Regions from separate parts of the Homo sapiens genome. Here region 2 is linked to region 1. The links are chromatin contacts, found by Hi-C or POLR2A ChIA-PET in ENCODE. All regions are on one chromosome and are shown on one strand. The core of a region is the stretch at or near the end of the contact, and the rest is flanking DNA. Distances in the headings are between cores, read along the strand shown. Region 1 overlaps TTC1 (tetratricopeptide repeat domain 1). Region 2 overlaps TTC1 (tetratricopeptide repeat domain 1).

The links. Hi-C counts contacts between places; a loop is a spot of excess contacts on that map. ChIA-PET counts read pairs that join two places held with the same protein, here RNA polymerase II (POLR2A). Pooled maps may share reads with other maps.
Region 2: a map of Caco-2 shows a loop between it and region 1 (4-fold over the local background). The contact joins two enhancer-like sites. A Hi-C loop is called at or near these places in 5 of 168 maps with a recorded cell type or tissue (Caco-2, IMR-90, breast epithelium and 2 more) and 3 of 50 pooled maps. POLR2A ChIA-PET finds 5 or more read pairs at or near these places in 9 of 52 experiments (A673, CD8-positive, alpha-beta memory T cell, GM10248 and 6 more).

What each region holds. Positions count from the first base shown.
Region 1 is chr5:160,061,735-160,068,556 of GRCh38, reverse strand. TTC1 (tetratricopeptide repeat domain 1) reads right to left here. Exons shown (of 8, transcript NM_003314.3): 8 at 3,014-3,625. The coding sequence ends at 3,492. It also overlaps a transcript of PWWP2A not described here. Among named protein-coding and RNA genes, the nearest start is that of PWWP2A, 54 kb to the left of the region's middle. Within about 2 kb of position 4,001, at least 11 of the 41 ENCODE cell types and tissues checked have a DNase peak (open chromatin) inside an H3K27ac peak, as active enhancers do.
Region 2 is chr5:160,018,454-160,025,275 of GRCh38, reverse strand. All of the region lies in intron 2 of TTC1 (tetratricopeptide repeat domain 1), which reads right to left. LOC124901124 (a long non-coding RNA gene) reads right to left here. Exons shown (of 2, transcript XR_007059025.1): 1 at 6,245-6,822; 2 at 1-1,679. Among named protein-coding and RNA genes, the nearest start is that of TTC1, 13 kb to the right of the region's middle. Within about 2 kb of position 4,100, at least 3 of the 41 ENCODE cell types and tissues checked have a DNase peak (open chromatin) inside an H3K27ac peak, as active enhancers do.

The DNA of each region.
Region 1 (6,822 bases), core at 2,752-5,251:
CACGATCTCAGCTTACTGCAACCTCCGCCTGTTGGGTCCAAACGATTCTCCTGCCTCAGCCTCCTGGGTAGCTGGGATTACAGGCGCCCGCCACCACGCCCGGCTAATTTTGTATTTTTAGTAGAGACGAGGTTTCACCACATTGGCCAGGCTGGTCTCAAACTCCTGACCTCAGGTGATCTGCCTGCCTCAGCCTCCTAGAGTGCTGGGATTACTTGAGCCACCGCACCCAGCCTCCAAAAATTATTTTGACCCATTGCAATATTGTCGGAATAAGAATATGTACAACGTCACAGTATGATTACCTTAAAAGTAAATTCTGGTATGCTTTTTTGGTGGTGGGTTAGGGGGAGCATCACAGAACTTTTTATTTTTTGAGATGGAGGCTTGCTCTGTCACCTAGGCTGGACTGCAGTGGCATGATCTTGGCTCACTGCAATCTCTGCCTTCTGGGTTCAAGCGATTCTCCTGCCTTAGCCTCCCAAGTAGCTGGGATTACAGGCATGTGCCATTGTGCCTGGCTAATCTGTGTATTTTTAGTAGAGATGGGGTTTCACCATGTTGGTCAGGTTGGTCTTGAACTCCTGACTTCAGGTGATCCGCCCACCTCGGCCTCCCGAAGTTCTGAGATTACAGGTGTGAGCCACGGTGCCTGGCCAGAGCTTTAAAATCACACATTCTAGCAGCAATAGGCAAATACAGGCCACCTTCCTTCCTTAACACTTACTTTCTACTTTTGAAGTCTGAAGATTTTCTATGGTCAAACATTTTCAAAAGGTTTGAATATATCTTTTCTTACAAATGTTGGAAGCAGCAAAGTAACAGTGCCAGATAAAAACTCCTTGGCTTAAGCAAGCTCACACCTACTGGGATCCTTTCCTTTCCAGACAATGCACTGCTTGGCCCACCCACTGGGAGCATGTAATATTGGCCTTGTGTAGCATCCTATAAGATTTCAGTGTGATTGAGAGGAAGAGGAGGAGGAAGCCTAAGAAACAAAACCTCTACACTCGTGGCAATGGTAGTCTCGGGCATCTTCTCTTAACCAAAGCTGTTTCTAGACGAACAAGTCTATTTCCTATTCCTTGGAGGCACAGATAGTCCTTCTGGAATCTCAGCCCTGATTTTGCTAAGTCTCAGCCATTGAGCTCAAGGCACGATGTGACAGTAGTTCTCAAAATGTAGTCCAAGGATCCATAGGTGTTCTGGAGACCATTTCAAGGTGTCTATCTGTATTTTGTATTATGAAAGCTATTTTCATAAGACAAAATTTTGTCTTATGAAAACTGTTTTCATAATACAAAATTAAAGAGTCTATTTTTTTCACTGTTATCTTGTCAGTGACTGCACTGTGATCTCAGGACAAACTGAATATAAGAGATGTGAGACTCTTGCTGTTCTCTATCAAGCCATGCATTAAAGAGATGTGCAAAAATGTCATTCTTCTCACTAAAATGTGTCTTTGAGTTGGAAGATTTTTCCATAAAAATTGTAAAAATTTCAGTAAAACTTTTTTTTAGAGACAAGGTCTCGCTGTCACCCAGGATGAAGAGCAGCAGTGGGATCATAGCTCACTGCAGCCTTGAACCCCTGGGCTCAAGCAATCAATCCTCCTGCCTCAGCCTCCCAAGTAGCATGAAGCCGCTACGCCTAGCTAATTTTTTTTTTTAAACTTTTTTTTGTAGAGATGGAACCTTGCTATGTTGCTCAGGCTGGTCTGGATCTCTGGCCTCAAGCAATACTCCTGCGTTGGCCTCCCAAAGTACTGTGATTACAGGTATAAACCATCCATCGTTCCTGGCCTGACATAAAAGTATTTATAGTAACAGGAAACATGTTATTTTTCAAAGGGATTACTTTAACACTTTCTATCTTAATTTTTAATATACTAAATATTGATAGAATGCACATAAATGGAAATGCTCTTAAAATTTTTTTTTCCAGACTATGAAGGGCTGCTGAAATAAAAGTTTGGGCACGGTGGCTCACGCCTGTAATCCAAAGCCAAGGTGGGTGGATCATCTTGAGGCCGGGAGTTCAAGACCAGCCTGGCTAACATGGTGAAACTCTGTCTCTACTAAAAATACAAAAAATTAGCCAGGTGTGGTGGTGCATGCCTGTAATCCCAGCTACTCTGGAGGCTGAGGCAGGAGAATTGCTTGAGCCTGGGAGGCAGAGGTTGTAGTGAGCCAAGATTGCGCCACTGCACTCCAGCCTGGGTGACAGAGCGAGACCCCCCTCAAAAAAAAAAAAAAAAAAATGAGAACCACTTTCTAGCATAATGCTGGCTGCACAGGAAGCACCGAACACTGACTACCAGACCATCCAGCATTCCACACGGTTTCCATACAACTTGTGTGATTTTTCACACACACATTTTCAGGAAAATTGGATGCCAGATTTAACAGTTTCTTCTGAGGTTCACTTTGACCAAAAGAAGAAAAAAGATAAAAAGCTTTTAGGAACAGATGAGAAGAACCACATAGTCCTTAACACTGGGAGTATGACTGACTACTGCATGTCACTTACAGAATTATATGTGTAATTTACATCCAAGATGAAACTTGCATGTCAAGCTTTTGAGACTCAAACCAGAGCAACTGCAAGCTTCTCACTAGCATCAACTGATGAGCACAAAAAAATTCTATCTTTGACACCTCTAGGTTCATGTAGTTTAAAAGAATATGGTTTTGTTCTGGGGTTCATATACTACCATTCCTCAATGAAGCTATTTTAAGTTAAAAATATTAACATTTGGTCAAACACAGATTTATAATTATCTATACAAACCTGGAGGGGCCCAAGATAGCTTGTAAGGTGGACTTTCTGAATTCTAGTACATGGTAGAATGGTCAACTCTTCAAGATAAATCTTCAAGGCAACAAAAACTTTGGGCAGATCTGTGGAATCTGGAATCAGTAACCCTGCTTGAAACCAACACTGCTCCCAAAGCCAGAGAAGGCTTCTGCCTTAGTTGTCGTTACGTGACAAAATTCACAACCTAACCCAGACCTAAGCACAGAAAGCTTTTATTACCACAGAGGAAATCAGGAAATGCTGGAGGCAGCCTCGTTAGCTGTGTGATCAGGGAGGGGACAGCAGGCGGGAACCCGTCATCAATCATGTCTGGGCAGTCTCCCAACCAACAGGTTTGTTTGGTTCAGGAGAGGCTTTTGCTGGGCTGTGTGTGTGTATGATCAGGAAGGTCAGCCTCAACAAATGGGCTTCTTCCTGGACATAGGACAGCCAGAATCGGGGACACCAGCTGCACAGACACCACCTTAAAATGGAAATCAAATTAGGTTCATTACATCAGGAAGTACATTTCACCCTGATCATAAAAGAGGGACAAGGGAGCACTGGGCTCTACTGGATAGCCTTTCTTTTAGATAAGATGCTTTTAAAAGTTAAACATTGGCAGGGCCTTTCCCCTAGCTAACAGCAAGCAGCACACAATTCCAAGTCAGCTTGTAAAGCTTTTGTTATCTTTGTTATCTGTTATTATTTGGATTTTGAACGAAATTGATGGAGTACGAGCCGGTAGAGGAATCCTGTTTGATCTGGAAATTTTCCGTGGAGAGCCCAAAAGGTCGGAGAACCAAGTTCCCAAGATCTTTTAATTTACCTGTAATGTAAAAGCAAAAACTCAAATGAATACAGGAATGAACAGAAGCAGGAAGGTACCAATTAATCTTGCCTTACCACTGAGTACAAAATATAAAAGTATCTCTTTGCAGTTAAAGAAATGCCTACTTTTAATATGATGAAAGCTTCCAGGAGAGTTCCCAGCCCCTATTCCCCACTCAGCAGTGCAGTCACTTTAATGCCATCCACCCTCAGCCTGTGCTTGCATAGATGAGAGTGGAGTCCTGCTGGCTCTCTCTGGGAATCAAAGCCTCCTGTCCTAACTGGCCAGTGCTATCAGAGGACACAGGCTTCTGGGGTGAGTTCTGGGAAAACCAACTGCTGTTCCAGTGAGGCTCAAGGCACCCTGCCAAGCCAGGTCTGCCTGGTAGTGAGGGCAGAGGTCCCTCCAAGTCTCTTCTCTCTAGAACGGCAGCAGCCACCTGCTAAATGTAATTCAACTCAGCCCATTTCCACTGAGCTTGGATTCATATTCAAGAGCTTCCTGCTTTCCTAAACAAATCCTTAGCTTCTATACCAGACTAGCCATTTCTTAGAAATGGGATCATCTTGATTTGCACAGCAACCTCAATAAGACCTCAATAGTCCAGCCTCCTCTTCCCAAGTTTCAGGCTTTATTTACACGACTTGGGTGAGGTATATAGGATGGGCGTGGTGGCTCACGCCTGTAATCCCAGCACTTTGGGAGGCCGAGATGGGTGGATCACCTGAGGTCAGGAGTTCGAGACCAGCCTGGCCAACATGATGAAACCCTATCTCTACAAAAAATACAAAAATCAGCTGAGGGTGGTGGCATACGCCTACAGTCCCAGCTACTAGGGAGGCTGAGGCAGGACAATCGTTTGCACCTGGGAGGCAGAGGTTGCAGTGAGCTGAGATTGCGCCACTGCACTCCAGCCTGGGTGACAGAGTGAGACTCCGTCTCAAAAAAAAAAAAAAAAAAAAGTCATGGTCTATAGCCAGCGGTTCTTGCCAAGCATGGTGACTCATGCCTGTATTCCCAGCACTTTGGGAAGCTGAGGCAAGAGGAGGGTTTGAGCCCAGGAGTTCAAGACCAGCCCGAGCAACGCAGTGAGACTCTATCTCTACAAATTTTTTTTTTAAAAACAAAAAACAGTTCTTATGCTGTTTTAAGATATAAGGAACATCTGAAACTAGGAATGTTCCAGAAAATTTTGGCAGGGATGGGTGAATAAACAGTTTCAACCCTTTCTAAACTGCTTTAATTTTTCTTACAGGTCTACTTCCAGTGGAGGTGAGAATGGGGGTGGACGAAAAGAGAAATCCCTAATCACCAGAGGTACAGGCTCCTTCCCACTTCTTAGCAGCTTTTCTCACTCTGAGGCCTCCCATCTTAGAGTAAAGCCCAGGTAAAGAACTTAAAGGTGCATGGCCTTGGCTGGGTGCAGTGGCTCACACCTGTAATCCCAGCACTTTGGGAGGCTGAGGCAGGAGGATCATGTGAGCCTAGGAGTTTGAGACCAGCCTGGGCAACATAGGGAGACCCTGTATCTACAAAAATTTAAAAATTAGCTAGGTGTGGTGGCACACACCTGTTGTCACAGCTATGCAGAGGCTGAGTTAGGAGGATTGCTTGAGCCCAAGGAGTTCAGGGCTGCAGTGAGCCATGATCATACCATTGCACTCCAGCCTGGGTAACAGAGCAAAAAAAACGCATGGCCTTTACATTTTACAGGCCTCCCTAATAACTCATGGTGAGAACTTTTAGTCTCAGGCTTAAGAACTAGCCCAAGGAAGCTCACTATGTCCAGAGAAAGGCCAACCCATCTTTGGATAAAACAGTAAATTGAGAAAGCTCCCAGAACCTGGGATGGCTGTTCTCCAGGCAGGCCTCCCAAACCTAAACCTGGGACACACACGTTCTGTGCTGCTGCTTGTGTCAGGAAATCACTGGCATAAACCCTGGGTGCCTGCACAAGGCAGCGGCACAGCCTCGGGCACATGGGCGTAGAGGGAGGGGCTCACAACAAGCAAGAGAAAGACAGGGCAGCCTCAGGGTGACCTGAGTTAGCAACACCAACCAGGAACGCTGGCAGTTTGTTCTGGGGTTGGAAAAAGAGGACAGGAAGGGGGAAAAAAAAAACCATCAAAAGCAGCCCAAGAAAATGTTGGTACTGGGAAATCCTTGGCTCTTGTGATATGGAGTGAGTGAAGTGAGAATGAGTATCAAGAGCCACTCACATCAGACTCCTGAGGAGGGGCAGCTCCATGGTGGAGAAGCCTACTCTGGATGGTCCACTGAGCCCAGGGCCATTACATGGATGGAGGGATCACTGCAAGCCCATCTCCAGTGCCAGAAAAACAATTTAAAGTACAAACTGGAAATTTTACTTGGCATCTATCATGTAAGCCACTGGGATGTAAAGAATAAAAGTAGCTTCTATGCACAATGCTCAGTCTAGTGGGGAGGCAGACCCAAAAGACGGAGGTGTGCCCAGAGGTGCTTTCTGACCTTGCAGTGGCACGAAGAGGCTACATGCCACAGTGCTCCGGGGGATGGGAATAGGTCCAGGGTGGTGGCATGTCACCGTGCTCCAGAGATGGCAGCTTCCTCAGGCAGCAATGGCTTGGCTTTAGGCTGGTCTGCACTAAAGGAGGTTTCCCTCTAGTGCAGAAAGACCATTCCAAGCTAAGACTGCAAATATTCAAACTGCCGACGAGAGGAAGAATTCTCTTTCCCAGGCCCTCGTTTTGCCTAACTGGCTAAAGGGCCTGTGTGCCACAAGCCACCTTTGAACTTTTAGCTTGGTTGATTCTATGGTGTGGCAGTCATGAAGATGTATTTCTCCAAATGCAGGGGACAGAGTGGCTGCACTCTAAAATCCATCAGCACATTCATGCAGAGGCCACCCTTCCCACCTGCTGCTTCCAGCCAATGCCTGAGCATGGGAGGGACTCGTCTGAGGGGCAGCACTGGCTCCCCAATGGCTTTGCTGAAACTTTCTCAGCACCACACTCCAGTGGAAAACTTCCCCGCTCCCCCGGCCTTTCCTCCTCCACAGGGGTCTGCCAACTCTGCCAACAGCCTCCAGCTCCCAGCCCCATTTTCCCTTGCAGGTGTTTCCCCCAGTAAATCTCTTGTACTTTTAATCCTATCTTGGCATCTGTTTTTTGGATGACCCAAACTAACACATAGATAATTATTCTTTTTCCTTC
Region 2 (6,822 bases), core at 2,851-5,350, 43 kb after region 1:
CAGGTGGATTGCCTGAGGTCAGGAGTTCGAGACCAGCCTGGCCAACATGGTCAAACCCCATCTCTATTAAAAATATAAAAATTAGCCAGGTGTGGTGGCAGGCGCCTGTAATCCCAGCTACTTGGGAGGCTGAGGCAGGAGAATCACCAGAACCTGGGAGGCAGAGGTTGCAGTGGGCTGAGATTGCACCACTGCACTTCAGCCTGGGTGACAGAGTGAGACTTCGTCTCAAAAACAAACAAAACAAAAAAATAAAAATAAAAATACAAAAATTAGCTGGGCATGATGGCTCATGCCTGCAGTCCCAGCTACTCTGGAGGCTGAGGTGGGAGGATCACTGGAGCCCAGGAATTTGAGGCTACAGTGGAATTATGGAATCGTGCCACTGCACCCCAGCCTGGGGGACAGAGCAAGACCTGGTTTCAAAAAAACAAAGCAAAACAAAACAAAAACAAACCTCTTCCTCACTGAATCAAGGGCTTGGACCACAGGACTTAGGCTGTTCTATTATTATTACTGTTACTCTTGAGGTGGTAGCATCACTTGAGCACGAGTTTGAGACCAACCGGGGCAACAAAGCAAAACCCCATATCCTGAAAAAAAAAAAAAAATTTAGCTGGGTGTGATGGCAAGCCCCTGTATTCCCAGCTATGAGGGAGGCTGAGGCAGGAGGATCACTTGAGCCCGTAAGTTTGAGGCTGCAGTAAGCTATCATTATGCCACTGTGCTCCAGCTTGGGCTACTCTGTCTCTCTTAAAAAAGATAAAGGAACTGTCATCAACTAGAGAAAACTAAGGCAACATGAAAACTAAATGCAGTGGATCCTGGAACAGAAAAGATGATGTTCATGGAAAATGTGATGAAATCTGAATAAGGTCTGCAGTTTATAGTGTTGTAATAATGTTTATTTCCTGGTTTTGATAACTGCACTATGGATATGTAAGCTGTTAAAATTAAGGGAAGCTGGAATCTATTTTTTGCTACTTTCTGAAAAATGTTATTTCAAAAATAAAAAGTTAAAATAGAACTCTCCACCTGGGAAATAATTTTTATCTTTCAAGAGCTAAATATAGTCTCCAGTAAGGACATTAAACCCCTACCTCAGTAATGAGAGTTTTTCAACATACTTATGGCACAGAATGTGTAGGCACTGTGCTATGTACACAGCACAGAGAAGGCTCTACCCATTGCCCATCCCCCCACACTTACATGCTAACCAGAGTATATTGATTGAACACTACCTGCAAGAAGTGTGGCTGTAAAGGCCACTTTGCAAAAGATTGTTTCATGCAACCAGGTGGGACCAAATACTCTCTGATACCTGATGAGGAAGAGGAAAAGGAAGAGGCAAAGTCAGCAGAGTTTGAGAAGCCTGACCCCACAAGGAATCCTTCTAGAAAAAGAAAGGAGGAGAAGAAAAAGAATTGGAAGTCATCTGACTCTGACAGCTCAGACTCTGAGAATGATACAGGCAAGAGGGCAAGGCACACATCAAAAGACAGCAAGGCAGCAAAGAAGAAGAAAAAGAAGAAGCACAAGAAGAAGCACATAGGAGTGGAAAGATTAGGCAACATGTGACATGCCTTGTGCACACGGCTTTGTCCCCATTGAGCCTTGTATTTGGAAGCTTAGTCACCTGTGTCCATCTGGATCTGTTTCGTGATAAAACACGAAACTACCTAAAATAAAAAGGTAAGCAGAGTTACATGTCTCCCTAGCTGAATTATAAGTTTCTTGACAGAGAAAACCATATTCTTCAAGAAAACTTCAGCCTGGGCAACACAGCAAGACCGTGTCTCTCCTAAAAATAAAAAAAATTAGCTGGGCGTGGTGGCTTATGCCTGTAGTCCCAGCTATTTGGGAGGCTGAGGGGGAAGGATCACTTGAGCCCCAGAGGTAGAGGTTACAATGAGCCATGATTGCGTCACTGCACTCCAGCCTGGGCAACAGAGCAAAACTCTATTTCCAAAAAAAAAAAAAAGAAAGAAAACCAATTTTGCCTAATTTTTTTTTTTTTTTTGAGACAGTGTTTTGTTCTGTTGCCCAGGCTGGAGTGCAGTGATGCAATCTCAGTTCATTGCAACCTCCGCCTACCGGGTTCAAGTGATTCTCCTGCCTCAGCCTCCTGAGTAGCTGGGATTATAGGCGCACACCACCAGGCCCTGCTATTTTTTTTGTATTTTTAGTAGAGATGGGGTTTCACCTTGTTGGTCAGGCTGGTCTTAAACTTGACCTCAGGTGATCCGCCCACCTCGGCCTCCCAAAGTGTTGGGATTACAGGCGTGAGCCACTGCACCCGGCCAATTTTGTCTATTAATTGCAGGTACTAACAAATGTCTGCTGAATGAATAACTCAATTTCTAGAATTACCCCGAATCTGTAGCATATGTGGGTTAATTTTCATTTAACTAACAAAGAAATAAAGGTGGAAACTATTACAAGTGTCCTTTCTGAATAAAATTAGCAAATCAAGGATTTAAATATTATAAACTTCTTTACATAAAGAAGATATTCTATAAAGAAGACAAATTACTGTAAATACTAGTTAGGATGAAAAATGGAAATGGTATGCTACTATTGCTAAGTGAAGAGTCTTCCTGTAAAGCAAATATCCATGACTTGGCTATAATCTTACCTTGTAATTTCCTATTTACTAACATAGTACCCCTATCTGCTTAATTACCTATACTATATTAGATGCCTGATTCCATGGCTGTGTAACTCATTCAATGAGCTAAAACTCATAATACTTATTATGTGCCAAACATTGTGCTAAGAGCTTCAAATGGATTGATTCACTTTCTTAAAATATTAGAAGTAGCTTGAATATAATTTTTTAATTGACAACAAAAAAACCACCCTCCAAAAAACCCAAAAATCCAAGCTAGAGAACTTCAACTGATATAATTTAAAATCCTGGGTAGCATGGCAAAATGTTAGAAAGTGCTTCTCTAGTCCCTTATAAATAAACCACTCTTCAGCAGACTACAATGCAGTGGCTGAGTAGGGTATTTCTTTTACTTTAGGTCAGTGAATACAACATAAACACACTTGACTTTGAGCTTATAAGTGTATACCCCATCTATCATTATTAAATAGTTAAAAACTTGCATGAAATACATTTAAAAAATAATCTCATATTTAAATAATCCTATGGTAAGCATGTGCTCAACAGACAAACAGGGGGAAAACCAAGACTCTCACTCCGGCAAGCTTATGTCCATATTATAAATCTATCAGCAGCTCTCTGCTGCCCTCTGCAGTTTTGTGAAGTAATTGCTACAAAATAAAACGGCATACACTTTATGCCAAGCACAGTACCCAGGGATCACAGTACCCAGAGATCAATAGCTGGAGTAAAAGAGAGCGTAAAGAGAGGTACATACTTGCTCAACTGCTGGAAAGTGGAGGCACATGCAACAAAACTTTCTGCTTTAGTCTTATCTAGGTGGGACAAGAAAACTACACTTGGAATGCAAATACTGGAAGGGCTAGGGACATCAGTTCTATAATTATTTTGAAGGGAATTCCTTATCATTAAAAAAATAAGCTTTTGGTTTTGTCTTCTTTGAAATCAGATATCACTTGCTTTACATACATAAAGACATATCTGTTCTTTCCACAAGTCACCTTTACAGGTCCTCTAGGGAGGCATGAGGGAGGATCTTTGGATCTAAGCCACAGTTAGAACCTGCCTCTCAGTAGGTGTTATCCTTCTGAGGAAAAAAATGACTGATCTATGAGGAATTAATCTTGGAAATAGTCCCTTGTTTCTTAAATCAGAAAATTCTATTTCCCAAAACTCAATCTTTAACAGAAATAAATTTTCTATGTCAGGACTGCTTAAATTCGGCCCAACAAGTTGTTTTTAGACCTTGATCAACGGATGTAGGTAAAAGAAAACCTCCTATTCAGTTCTTCCGATGTTGGATGCAGTCAATGTACGGGTTAGGTCAATACTTCTTGTTTTGGAAGCTTAGTCATCTGTGTCCATCTGGATCTGTTTCCCATGGTGTGGCCACAGTTCTTCCTATATCAAAATTACCTGGGAGGCTTGCTAACAAAACAGATGCCTGGTTGTTGCCTCACAGGTGTGTGGTGTCAGACACTTCTCAGGCTGTGCATGGTTAATACATTTCCTGTGATGCTTAGACACAATAAAGTCTGGAAACCACTGATCTACACAAAGTGACCTTTCTTAATAAACACAGGAAATACTGAACGTCATTTTAACTTTTCTGCCAGCAAATAATGTAAACACACCTCACTAACTTCCAAATGTTTTAGAGCAGCGGTCCCTACCCTTTTTGGCACCAGGGACTGCTCTTGTGGGGAACTATTTTTCCACGGACTAGGGTCTTGGGGAAGGGGGTGTTCATAATGATTCAAGCACATTACATTTATTGTGTACTTTATAATTATTAAACTGTAATATATAATCAAATAGTTATACAATTCACCATAATGTAGAATCAGTGGGAGCCCTAAGCTTGTTTTCCTGCAACTAGACGGTCCTACCTGGGGGTGATGAGAGACAGTGATAGACTATCAGGCATTAGATTCTTGTAAGGAGCAGGCAACACAGATCCCTTGCATGTGCAATTCACAACAGGGTTCACAAGCCTACGAGAATCTAATGCTACCATGGATATGACATGAGGTGGAGCTCAGACAGTAATGCAAGCGATGGGAAGTGGCTGTAAATACAGATGAAGCTTCGCTCACTAGCCTGCTGCTCACTTCCTGCTGTGTGGCTGGGTTCCTTACAGGCCACAGACTGGTATCAGTACATGGCCGGGGGTTGACGACCCCTGTTTTAGAGCAAGCAACCCTTATTTCCACTGGTTTAAACTTAGCATCAGGCCAGGCAGGGTGGTTCATTCCTGTAATCCCAGCACTTTGGGAGGCCAAGTGAAAGGGCCTCTACAAAAATAAAAATAAACAAACTTGGGATCAGAAATCTAAGCTCCTTCTAGGATTTGATTTAATCGTTTGTAGACAGCATTAAGTTCAACAGTGGTAACTCTAAGAAGTTGGTAAAACTGACCACCTTAGTTCCAAAGGATGCCTATTAGAAATGAAAGAAAAGGAGGCTGGGGCGGGCGGATCACTTGAGGTCAGGAGTTCGAGACCAGCCTGGCCAACATGGTGAAACTCCGTCTCTACTAAAAATACAAAAATTAGCTGGGTGTGGTGGTGGGCACCTGTAATCCCAGCTACTTGGGAGGCTGAGGCAGGAGAATCACTTGAACCTGGGAGGCAGAGGTTGCAGTGAACCAAGATCATGCCACTGTACTCCAGTCTGGGCGACAGGGCAAGACTCTGTCTCAAAATAAACAAACAGAAAACAACAACAACAAAAAGAAAACAAGAAATGAAAGAAAAGGGAGGCAGGAGGCAGGGCACAGTGGCTCATGCCTATAATCCCAGAACTTTGGGAGGCCGAGGTGGGTGGATCATGATGTGAGTTCGAGACCAGCCTGGCCAATATGGTGAAACCCAGTCTCTAGTAAAAATACAAAAATTAGCTGGGTGTGGTGGCACACGCCTGTAGCCCCAGCTACTCGGGAGGCAGAGAGAGAATCGCTTGAATCCGGGAGGCGGAGGTTGCAGTGAGCAGAGATCGCACCGCTGCACTCCAGCTTGGGCAACAGAGAGGGAATATCCATCTCAAAAAAAAAAAAAAAAAAAAAAAGAATGAAAGAAAAGGGAAACAACAAAATCAGAAAGGTTGCTCATGACGTTAACAGGACTATGCAGGCCACTATGGAAGAAGTTACTGAGAACTTTTTGGAAGCAATCGAGAGTATTCCCTGCAAACACATCCACAGCCACAACATTAATTAGATTATGAAAATGGTGCAATAGGGTGGCAGAAACATGGAAATCCAAAAGATTAAGTAATGTGGAATTTAGGAAAAATGACAGAGGGAAGAGACTGAAATATAACATCTGTTCTAAACTGAAACTTCTAAGCTTTGATAATGGTTCCTAAAGAGAAAATGACCTTAAAGAATAATCCTTAAAACTTTCAGAGCCTAATGTTTTAAAATCCCAGATACCAGGCATTCTGAATCCATGTTCACCAAGCAACAGACTTTTGGATCCCTTATGTGTACATGTAAATGAATACCATTTGCAAACCACTAGTGAAAGGGAGCAAACCCATTGAAATGACTAAATCTGCATTTTGGCTTACAAATAAAAAATGTTTGTTTGCAGGAAAGAATTAAATCACCAGAACCTGGATAAGTTCAAAGTTCCTTCATCTTCTTCATATTAATAAAGGCCACACCATCCATCCAGTAGCTGAAGACAAGGAATCATTCTAACGTCTCACTCCATCCCGCCAATCGAATCCACTGCAATGTGTGGTCTGCTTTACCTCTGAAATATATCCCAAAATCATACACTTCTCTTCAGATCCACAGTTCAAGCTACTATCATCTTCACTGGGCTACTGCATTAGAGCCTAATTGGGCTCAAATGTTCTATTCATGTCCCTCCTCCATCCTCATACCCCTCCATTCTCTGTATAAGAACTGAATTCTCTTATTAAAATGTAAATAACTTCCGTCTCTCCCTGGCTTAAAATTATCCATCTGTTTCCTTCTGCACTTGGAAAAAACTTCAAGTTCTTTACTACGGCTTAGGAACTATTCCATAATCAGACCCTTGCCTACTATCAGCCCACTCTCTTCCTTAATCATCATGCTTCAGCCATCGGCTCTTCCATTCCTTGAACATGCCAAAACACCAAACTTGTTGTTACTTTAGGGCTTTATTCAACTGCTCTCTTTGTCTGCAATGCTTCCCTCTCAG